2 separate regions of the Homo sapiens genome follow, and region 2 is linked to region 1. Evidence: chromatin loops called from intact Hi-C (ENCODE). Cell type or tissue: HepG2. All regions are shown on one strand. Links, peaks and the distances in the headings refer to the core of each region. The heading gives the core; the rest is flanking DNA. Region 1 overlaps AKAP9 (A-kinase anchoring protein 9). Region 2 overlaps AKAP9 (A-kinase anchoring protein 9).

Region 1 (2,927 bases), core at 281-2,780:
AAAAAATACTCATTTTATTGGCACTTACTATAAAAATTCCTAGAAATTAAATACTGCATAGTTTTCAAAATTTACCAATTAGAGATAAATAATATAAAATAAACAAAGTGTTTATTTTATATTGCCGTGGTAACTCTAATTTTCATACACTGTCTTTCTTGTTTGAGTTCCATACTGACTGCGTTCCATACTGATGATCCAATGGGGAAGCCAAAATCTTAGGGGCCAAATTCCTCCATGCAAGCTGAGGAAGGAGGTTAGGAGGACACAAGAGGGTTGACAGTCACAGAAATTGGAAAAGGAGGAAATTAAGAAGTAAATATTAGTTTTAATTTAAAATTAAAGAAATTATTTTCATTTGAACAAAACAAAGTTTAAAATATTGTGCTTAAAGTCTTTAATACTAATGTAGGATAACTATTCTCACTTAATATTTCACATTTTTATATTAACCTCTACAAAATCAAAGTAAGGAAAAGTTTTGCTAACATCAGGTGATTAACAGTTAAGTATGTGATTAATATCCAATCAAAATTTATATAGAAAAGATTTTTTTAAAATGTTATCTATTTAATGATGAAAAACTGAAAATCCTTTACATACTACACATACATGGACATGTTTCATACACAGATGGTATGATGATTTTTAAGACAAAGTATCAATGTACAAGATAAAAATAAGGACAAAGTCTATTACATTGAAACAACCATTTTAATTTACTTTGCACTGAAAAAGTACACATTTTGTATACCTTTCATTAGACAAAATCTCAGGAGGCACATCTTCAGGTTTTCTGTCTAATTCCTTTTCTTTAAATGTTTGTTCTTCAACTTCTCCTTGGTTTTCATTTCCATTCTGTTTAAGTTTGTGTAAAGGAAGAGAGGAGAAGACAGAAAGAAAACCTGTCAACTTGGAAACAGCATGTCATTCTTCTATATTGGTATGAGATAAAATAGAAACCTCTGTGCACAAAATTGATACTGGTTGGTATAATATTTAACTACACTCGAGATTAGTGTTATCAAAAGAGGATAAAACATTCTCGTACACAAATAAAAAATTTTAATGGGTTCAAATTATCCATGCTGTAGTGCAACAATAAAGTTTGTTAGGTTCTCTTTGGTGAAACAATACTTGCTGTTAACAGAATGTCAGATTCAAATTACCTTAAATGAAATGTAAGGCATTTTGACTCCACCTACCTTACACACATGCAGTCACAAATATGTTAAGCTCAGTACCTATAAAAGAATACATCTCATACCAACAACAAAGACAAACAAATCCTACTGAATTGGTGATCCATTGCTCCTAGGTGGGGCAAAGTCCATACTACCTGTGTTTGCGTACTGCTGTTGCGCAGCTCACAACACAGCTTCTCTCTTCCAGCTAAAGACAGCTGCTTTAGTGCTTCCAGCTCCTCTAAAAGCACCCTCTCTCTCTCTGAAACCAGGTTTTCATTATCTATGGAGGATCTCTAAATAAGAAAAAAGGTCATGAAAGAATACTGTTTGTGATAGAGAAAAAGGGTAGAAATATTAAGCAGATTTCTTTTAACCCCCGGGACCAACAGGCCCTGGTTCTACTTATGATTCATATTCCATCGTAAGGGGTTAAAAGTATATACAAAGATCAATGCAAAATTTAAAATATTTTTTAAAAGCCAATTAAGTCTATATATTCAGGAATTTGTGCAGTTCAATTAATTTTTGTCAATTTTGCATTGAAAATTAAGAAGTTTGAATTCACAAAATGCAATGAAGAAAAGCAAAGTTAATTTTTCCAAATAATGTTTTATGCTCAGCTCCCAATTATCTTATTATTTTATGTTTGAAAGAATACTGTTAATAGTTATCTCTAGATATTTATTATCTCTCTTAGCTTCAGTTTTCAAAATTAAATTCAATAAGTTTTCATAAGAACTTCTACATAAATATTTCTTGCTTTTCTGCAATGGTTTTGTGAGTATATTTTATACAGCAGTTGACAAGAATCCAGCTCCCAAATACCAAGAAGTATTTAAATTTAGTCAAGAAAGGGATAAGAATGTTAAATAAATTTGCATTTCTCAAATCAAGAAGAGATGTTTCCCTGGAAAGAGTTTCAGAAGCATACTACTTCCGATTTCCATTCATGATTAAAAAGATGGATTAAAGACAGATAAAGGTAAACCTTCGAGATGCTAATTGGTGGACTCACAAAACTATAAATGAAGATAGTAAAACTGAATGATAGTAACTGCATAATGGAGCACCTCAGCACAATGTTATTTCCAAAATGTCAAAGTGAGTTTGCTATATATGGCTAATGGAATGATTTAAAAGAAAAAAACAAAACCGTGTAGCCACTTTTCCAGTGCTTGAAAAAGGAGTTAAATAAAATGACAGAAAGACAATGCCCACTCCAAGGTTGAGATAGGTGTCCCTAACAAGATCTAAAGCTGCTGTCTTAGTATAGAGTGTGTTCCTGATGCTAAATATATGTAGTTTATTCAGATTTCGGCAAAAAAAAAAAAAAATTATGGCTACATAAAAAATACTGTTGTTTTAATTGGGGATCTGGTTCAAGTTGGTGTTTGGAAAAAAAAATAACTGGGGAGAGAAAGGGGACTACAAGACCCTTACCTGGGCTAATTGTCTATTAAGTCTCTTAATCTCTTCTTGTAGCTGTTCCTGGTCTTCTCGCTGTCTCTCCATTTGCCGCATATGTGCTTGCCTTAACAATTCCGTTGCCTGTTGATGTTCTTGGTATTGTCGTACAAGTTCCTGTCTCATATCTTCCAACTGTTCTTCATTCAACATTAGTTGTCTAGAAGCATCCATGCTTGACACTGAAATCTCATCATGAATCTTTAATAGTAAAAAAAAAAAAAAAAACAATTCAACCATAACACATTTTGTAAAAATCTGTCAGCATTAATATTG
Region 2 (2,927 bases), core at 102-2,601, 96 kb after region 1:
CAGCACACACACACACACACACACGCACACACACACACACACCCCAGACACCAAACCACTTTTATAAATAAGTTTTGAAAAATTCCGTAGCTTTTCCAAATTATAGTTTTTAAATGGATGTTAAGCAATTACATAAAGTGACTAATCTTAATTTTAGTGGAATCTTACTAAGAAATGAATATAAATAATGTCCCTTATTGTTTAGCAATTTACCATAACCTTTTCTAGCTATATTAGAAGAAATTCATTTACATTTCAATATTCAGTAGCCTATAATAGATATTTTGTAGACATAGTTTAGCTTTTACTATGAACCTTTTTATTTATAAAATAAGAGATGTTTTTGTTTGAAAAAATTTTTGTTCCATTCTTGTCATATTTCAATCACTTGGATGTATCCTACCTTTTTCACTTCCTCTTTCCATGAGCTATCATTCAACTTTCAGTTTCACTGACAGGGCATCACGTTCCTTCCTCCACATTCTCTCTCTAAACACCATGTTTTGCTTCATTCCGACAAAGCCTAAGCTGGGTGCAGTGGGTCACCCCTATAATCTCGGCACTTTGGGAGGTTAAGGCAGGAGGATTGCTTGAGCCCAGGAGTTCAAGACCAGCCTGGGCAACATGGTGAAATCCCATCTCTACAAAAAAATTTTAACAATTAGCCAGGTGTGGTGGTGCACATCTGTAGTCCCAGGTGCTCAGGAGGTTGAGGCAGGAGGATCACTTGAGCTCAGGAGGTCAAGGCAGGCTGCCACTCCAGCCTGGACAACACAGCGAGATCTCGTCTCAAAAAAAAAAAAAGCCTGAAGGTTATGAATTAGTTTTAAGTCACAGGCACTGCACTATTGCTGCAATAAATGTTGATGAAGCTATCAAACTGCTGCATCTACTCGGAATGCTAAGTAAGCTCTGCCACATCTAAGTATGAAAAACTAGAATGCTTAAAACAGGAAGGGAAAACACTTTCTTAGCTGTGGAACAAAGTATCTGAAATATGCAAAGAACAGTTTTACACCATAACCAGCTTTGTCTATCACAGTGGAAACAGTAACTGAAAAGTCCTGCTATCAATAATCAATATACAGCTTGCATGGAGCACCATCCTTTTTTTTGTACACAATTGGAACTACTCTTCACACTGAAAATGTTTGTTAAACAAAAGTCATGTAATTACAAATTACTGAATATAATAGACAGTAGTTTTTTATAATTATTCAGCAAATAATGCCCATTATATAAAATACTGAATAACTTTAAAAAGTATACCTAATGCAAATTTACATGAGTAATAATTTTATATTAAATATACAACTGTCCTCTATTTAATTCTGTTCACTTAAATTACAATACTTCCTTTACGTGCCATGAATAATTATACTTGGAAAAAAATGAAGTCATTTAAAATGGAGTTAAAATAGTTTGGTTCAACACAAGGACAACCTATGTAGTGCCATCCTCGTCAAAACACTGCAGAGGGAGCTAGCCCAGCTCTGAAAATATTTACTTAATACATAATGCAGTAATGTCTCACATCTCCCAGGGTCATGCTTCTTGCAACATCAATACTGAGGAAATAGCTGAGGACCCAACAGTAAACCAAAACAACCAACAAGCAGCAGAAAAACTAAACTGCCCTAAAGCCCACTGGGCAGGCTACACTGGCCTCTGTTTTTGTTTTGTTTTGTTTTTTGAGACAGAGTCTTGCTCTGTCACCCAGGCTGGAGTACAGTGGCACAACCTCGGTTCACTGCAACCTCCACCTCCTGGGTTCAAGTGATTCTCCTGCCTCCACCTCCCCAGTAGCTGGGATTAGTACCTGCCACCACGCCTGGCTAATTTTTTTGTATTTTTTAGTAGAGACGGGGTTTTGCCATGTTGGCCAGGCTGGTCTCAAACTCCTGACCTCAGATGATCCACCCACCTCAACCTCCTAAAGTGCTTGGATTACAGGTGTGAGCCACTGCGCCCCACCTGTTTTGTTTTTTATACTTTTTTCTTTTTAGAGATGGGGTCTCACTACATTGCCCAGGCTGATCTAGAACCTCTGGGCTCAAGCGATCCTCCCACCTCAGCCTCCCAGTGTTGGGATTACAGGAGTGAGCCATCACACCCCGCCTAAGGTCTTTGTTGTTGTTGTTTTTTCTTTTTACATAGTATTCTGTCAACCTCAGTTCTGGGTTCCTTAGTCGTAGCAAATCTAAAACAGCAAATTAGGAAAAGAGGCAGATGAGGAGTAAGAGCATGCCCATAGCAATACGAACTAACAGCAAGGAAAGAATAAGCACAACAAAAACAGAAAGGAAATCTATAAAATGTCTAACAATATAATCCCAACTATATTATACACTCTGCACTGAAATAGCAATTACAATTCCAGGCCTACGCTAAAATAGGAAACCTAGTTATTCTGTGCCTCATTTTCCTGTTCTGGATAATGGTCATACACTATAACATGTGTTTAATATAATGTATTTGATAAGCCTTTATGTTTTTTAAAAAATGGCATTTGAGGCTGAGTGCAGTGGCTCATGCCTGTAATCCCAGCACTTTGGGAGGTCGAGGCAGGCAGATCACTTAACGGCAGGAGTTCGAGACCAGCCTGGCCAACATGGTGAAACCCCATCTCTACTAAAAATACAAAAATTAGCCAGGCGTGGTGGTAAATGCCTGTAATCCCAGCTACTTGGGAGGCTGAGGCAGGAGAATCGCTTGAACCTGGGAGGTGGAGGCTGCAGTGAGCCAAGATCCTGCCACTGCACTCCAGCCTGGGAGACAGGCTGTCTCAAAAAAAAAAAAAATGGCATTTGAATATTCTTTTCTGGTCATAAAAGAGATACATTGTATCAAGAATTTGGAAAATACTAAAAGTATAAAGAAAATTAAAATTGCCTATAAGCCACCACCCAGAGATAGCCACGATTTAC

Evidence for each region. Hi-C counts contacts between places; a loop is a spot of excess contacts. Peaks named below come from ENCODE experiments on the same cell type or tissue, not always from the same donor. Only the 100,000 strongest peaks of a DNase experiment are listed, where the experiment ranks them.
Region 2: a loop joins it to region 1, with 3 times the contacts of the local background. A loop is called at or near these places in 10 of 110 quality-filtered maps.

What each region holds. Positions count from the first base shown.
Region 1 is chr7:92,040,599-92,043,525 of GRCh38, reverse strand. AKAP9 (A-kinase anchoring protein 9) reads right to left here. Exons shown (of 50, transcript NM_005751.5): 18 at 2,628-2,852; 19 at 1,340-1,480; 20 at 755-858. Among named protein-coding and RNA genes, the nearest start is that of CYP51A1, 92 kb to the left of the region's middle. RefSeq lists a silencer at 1,197-1,491 and an enhancer at 1,197-1,491. In HepG2, for the core only: no CTCF peak of the experiment used is centred there; a DNase peak (open chromatin) is centred at 1,315.
Region 2 is chr7:91,944,273-91,947,199 of GRCh38, reverse strand. The region is part of intron 1 of AKAP9 (A-kinase anchoring protein 9); the gene reads right to left. Among named protein-coding and RNA genes, the nearest start is that of AKAP9, 4.9 kb to the right of the region's middle. In HepG2, for the core only: a CTCF peak has its summit at 1,469; a DNase peak (open chromatin) is centred at 1,539.